Linked DNA regions of Homo sapiens: region 2 is linked to region 1. A link is a loop called in an ENCODE intact Hi-C map of the cell type or tissue named here. Cell type or tissue: lower leg skin. All regions are shown on one strand. Region 1 overlaps LANCL2 (LanC like glutathione S-transferase 2). Region 2 has its middle 24 kb from the start of ELDR.

Region 1 (2,500 bases):
TAATATGGTCTTAGAATTGGGGGTAAAAATACATCTTCTTCATAGTATAAACTACAGAAAATAAGTGTAGACTAAAGCTCTCTGCCAGCGGAGAAACAGACCCTGCGCCGTGGAGTCTGCACATCTGTTTGCGTCTCTGAGCAGAGGGCGAGGTTTGTGTTTGACCAAGGCAGGGGGTTCAGTGGGGGAGGCAAAACTAGGGAAGTACAGCTCTACACTGTTTTCTCTCAAGTTACAGTTAAGTTGAGAGGGCCTCCATTTATTAAAGCTGTCTCTTAAAATTAGGTAGGAAATGTTCAAGTTTTATGTAATAACAAGCTCTAACATTTTCTTCTCCTGGCATATGAAGTCCTAAGTTGTTCAGGCATGCTTATGAAGGTGTAAAGTGTTCAAGTACTTGAAAAAATATTATTAATTATCCTTTACAAAGAAAACTGTAAGTTCAGTCCAGACTCACAAAATTTATTTTCCCTCCCTGTAGATGCTCATCATGTGTTAGTATTTAGTAGGGTATATACTCTTCTGTGTAGGAACGTGTATTACTTGTTAATTTAAAGTTATGTGGTATTTTAGATGGCCTTAAAATGTAAAGGTTTGGCCAGACACTGTGGCTCACACCTGTAATCCCAGCACTTTGGGAGGCCAAGGCAGGAGGGTTGCTTGAGCCCAGGAGTTGGAGATCAGCCTGGGCAACATGGCAAAACCATGTCTCTACTAAAAAAAAATACAAAAATTATCTGGGTGTGGTGGCACGCACCTGTAGTCCCAGGTACCTAGGAGGCTGAGGTGGAAGGATGGTTTGAGCCTGGGAGGCGGAGGTTGCAGTGAGCTATGATCATGCCACTGCACTCCAGCCTGGGTGACACAGCAAGACCCTACCTCAAAAAAAAAAAAAAAAAAGAAAAGAAAAGAAAAAGGCAAGGTTTTAACAATATTCTACATTGTATTAGGAATTTTATTAATTGTGAATGATTTTCTAACAAATTACATCTGACAAAAAATCATGGGTAATGGTGGCAAATTCTTCCTTCTATTCACGTTTTGAGTTCTAGGGCATTAGGAATTTGTGTGGGTTTAGCCACTGTAAACAAATACATTTGTTAAATGAGATTGTATTTGGAAAGGTAAATGCAATGTCCAAAAAAAGCATATAATACCCCCACCAGGGTGACACGAGTGCAGTCCTTAGATGCTGAACTGAATCTGGCAGCAGCCACAGCATCACTGCTTGTGCCCACACGCCTGCCCTGGGAAGCCCCAGAGAGAACTGCATTGGGAGTGCCCCCTGGTGGCCAACTATTGTATATATGTCAGAAAATGCTTTCATACAAATTCTGTTCCCGAAGCTTGTTTGCAAGTTGATTATTTGAAACATGGAATGTTTTTCTAGGGGTATCAGAATTACTTGAAAAGTTTTTTTAAGCTATACTTTTTTTCCTCCTTACTCAAGATTCTGATACCTTCTTAATTTTAAGCATCACTTAAATAAATGTACCATAGTTTATCATTGTTTTTCTTTCTTTTTTTTGAGACACAGTGTCGCTCTGTCTCCCAGGCTGGAGTGTGCAGTGGCGCAGTTTTGGCTCACTACAACCTTTGCCTCCTGGGTTCAGGTGGTTCTTGTGTGTTAGCCTCCCAAGTAGCTGGGATTACAGGCACACGTCACCATGCCTGGCTAATTTTTTGTATTTTTAGTAGAGACGGGGTTTCACCATGTTGCCCAGGCTAGTCTTGAACTCCTGACCTTAGGTGATCTGCCTGCCTTGGCCTCCAAAACTGCTGGGATTACGGGCATGAGCCACTGTGTCCGGCCAGTTTATCATTGTTTTTCATCGGTTTCCAGGTTTTGGCTATTAGGAACAAGCTGCTATGAACATTCTTGCACAGGTCTGTCTAGAGACACATGTCTTCATTTCTTTTGGGTTAATATCTAGGAGTAGAATTACTGGATCGGAGGGTAGGTGTATGTTTAGTTTTAGAAATTGCCACTTTTTCCACAAGTTCTGGTTGTTCTGCATCTGCCAACACTTGATGTTGAAAGTCTTTTTAATTTTAATTATTTTGGTGGGTATTTCATTGTGGTTTTATTTGTATCTTCCTGATTGACCAGGGTTGATTAATGTTGCATGTGCTCATGGGCCAATTGTGTATCTTCCTTTGTTGACTGTCTCTTCATATCTTCTTCTTATTATTATTATTTTTTGAGACAGGGTCTTGCACTGTCACCCAGGCTGGAGTGCAGTGGTGGATCTTGGCTCACTGTAGCCTCGACCTTCAGGGCTCAGGTGATCCTCCCACTTCAACCTTCCAAGTAGCTGGGGACTACAGGCACGTGCCACCACACCTGGCTAAATCTTTTTATTTTTGTAGGGGTCTTGTTTTTTGCCCAGGCTGGTTTCGAACTCGTGGACTCAAGCAATCTTCCTGTCTTGGTCTCCCAAAGTGCTGGAATTATAGGTGTGAGCCACTGTGCCCAGCCTGTCTCTTCGTGTGTTTTACC
Region 2 (2,500 bases), 140 kb before region 1:
TGCCTCTTCTGAGATTCCGGTGGCTCCCAGCAATCCCTCGGCTCCTCGGCTTGTGGACGCATCGCTCCAGCCCCTCCTGCACACGGGCTTCCCCTCTGTGTGTCTCTGCGTCTCTTTCTGTCATCTTATAAATCACATTTGAAGACCCACCCAAATCCAGGATGAACTCAACTAATTATATCTGCAAAGACCTTATTTCCAAATACAGAAATTTGTCACATTCTGAGGTCCTGGGTGGAGATGGATTTTGAGAGTCACTATTCACCCTATTACACTGAGTCTTTGAGAGGTTTAAGAAATTACCTAAGTTTCCACAACAAATAAAAAGGTGGCTGAAATGGGGTTTGAATCCCCGGAGTAAAGCTGCCCCTGTAGCCCACAGTGGTGTCAGCAGCCCGAGGGCTGAACAGCTCTAACCTCTTCCCCCGCCGCCCAAGAAACTGCACTACCACCGCCATTTTGAGTCAGAGAGACAGAACCCAGTAGAGAACACAGGGCGGGTCTCAGAGAAGAACACTGCCTGGGATACAGGGCAGGTCTCAGAGCAGGGCCCAGGCTGGAACACAGAGCAGGTCTCCAAGAAGAACCCAGGCTGGAATACAGGGCAGGTCTCAGAGCAGGACCCAGGCTGGAACGCAGGGCAGGTCTCAGAGAAGAACCCAGGCTGGATCTCGGATCTGGGCCCAGGCTGGAACACAGGGTGGGTCTCAGAGCAGGGCCCAGGCTAGAATACGGGGCAGATCTTGGAGCAGGGCTCAGGCTGGAACATGGGGCAGATCTCAGAGAAGAACCCAGGCTGCGTCTCAGAGCAGGGCCCAGGCTGGAATGCAGGGCAGGTCTCAGAGCAGAGTCCTGGGGACAGCAGCACCAATGGCTCTTCCCAAGTGGCCTGAGTGAGCTGGGAGGGCTCTTTTAACTCTGCAAGCCTCGGGTCCGTCTTGAGGCTCATGGGAGATTCCGTACACCTCCTAGGCATCCCAAGAAGTGTTTTCCCCAGATATTTGTTTCTTCCTTAACGCTAGATTTGCTGCCACCCTCTAATTAATGGGATCTATCTTTCAAGAAAATTTCTCTTCAGTCTTCTCTCTGGACTCCCCACTTCCTCTCTGGCAGTCCCAAGCCATTCTAAATTAGATTTTCATATTCCTTCCCCAGATGTTTAATTCTCCTAATGAGCATTTTCTAGCTCAGGCCTGCACTGCTGTAGCCTGTAGGGTCCCTGAGGGGTGCCCATGGGGAAGGCGGTGCTCTTCAGGGCTTGGAGTGGGTTTTAATATTTAAATCTTCACAGCAATGCCGACACTAGATGGCAGTGGTTCCTAATTATTGGGGGTTCCAGGCAGGCTTGCCTTCTTCCTGTGCTGCCCAGGGAGGTCAGACCTCCCTGAGATGGGAAGAAGTGGGTCATTCCCACCCCACCAACCCCCTCCTGCAGACCCAGACCCAGAAAGCTCAGCCCGGGTGAGGAAGAAAGGAAAGCCCCAAGAGGAAAGATGTGAAGCAATGAACTTGACATGGGGCTGTTGATTTCCTCTCCAAGTGCCTCAGACAGATCCACCCCTGAGAGGCCCTTACAGAATGATCCTCTCCAAGTGCCTCAGACAGATCCACCCCTGAGAGGCCCTTACAGAATGATCCTCTCCAGGGGAGGCTCAGAAGCTGTAGCCATTGCCTGGCAAGATTTTAGGAGCCTCCCCTGCCTCACCCCCACCCCTTATCCCCCACAGGTAGGAAAGTCCTTGGGAAAGGCAACTCAGCAGTGTTCATCAAAAGCCCTCAAAATGTCATATGATCACTTTATATGTAGGAATTTGTTGTAAGATTAGAAGTGAATAAGTCAACAAGAATATATGTTTGGGAGGCCAAGGCAGGCAGATTGTTTGAGCTCAGGAGTTTGAGACCAGCCTGGACAACATGGCAAAACCCAGTCTCTACAAAAAATACAAAAGTTAGCCAGGTATGGTGGTGCAAGCCTGTAGTCCTAACCACTTGGGGGCTGAGGTGGGAAAATCACTTGAGCCCAGAAAGTCGAGGCTGCAGTGAGCTGAGATCACACCACTGCACTCTAGCCTGGGTGACAGAGTGAGAACTTGTCTCAAAAAAAAAAAAGGGAACGAGAAAGAGAAAGAAAAAAGAAAACAGAATATTCATTGTACACTTATTTATAGTAGTGCGAATTTGGAAATTGCGTAAATTATACAACTGTTAAAAGAAAAACTTCAGCCAATTAAAAGAGTTTATTTGAGAAATGAACCATTCACAAATTGGGCAGTCCCCAGAATCACAGCAGGCTCAGAGAGACTCCAGGGTTTCCTTGTGGTCAGAAAAAAATTATAGTCAAAAAAAGGGAAATGACATACAAAAATCAGCAGTGAGGTACAGAACAGCTGGATTGGTTACAGGTTGGTGTTTGCCTTATTTGAACACCGTTTGAACACTCAGCAGTGCATGAATGGTTGAAGAATGGCTGCTGGGATTGGCCAGGTCTCAGCTATTGTTA

The links. Hi-C counts contacts between places; a loop is a spot of excess contacts. Peaks named below come from ENCODE experiments on the same cell type or tissue, not always from the same donor. Only the 100,000 strongest peaks of a DNase experiment are listed, where the experiment ranks them.
Region 2: it touches region 1 in a loop (12-fold over the local background); 106 of 110 quality-filtered maps call a loop at or near these places.

Annotation. Positions count from the first base shown.
Region 1 is chr7:55,414,102-55,416,601 of GRCh38, forward strand. The region is part of intron 6 of LANCL2 (LanC like glutathione S-transferase 2); the gene reads left to right. Among named protein-coding and RNA genes, the nearest start is that of LANCL2, 50 kb to the left of the region's middle. In lower leg skin, no CTCF peak of the experiment used is centred here; a DNase peak (open chromatin) is centred at 1,260.
Region 2 is chr7:55,278,819-55,281,318 of GRCh38, forward strand. No RefSeq gene overlaps it. Among named protein-coding and RNA genes, the nearest start is that of ELDR, 24 kb to the left of the region's middle. In lower leg skin, a CTCF peak has its summit at 1,319 (motif pointing right); a DNase peak (open chromatin) is centred at 1,303.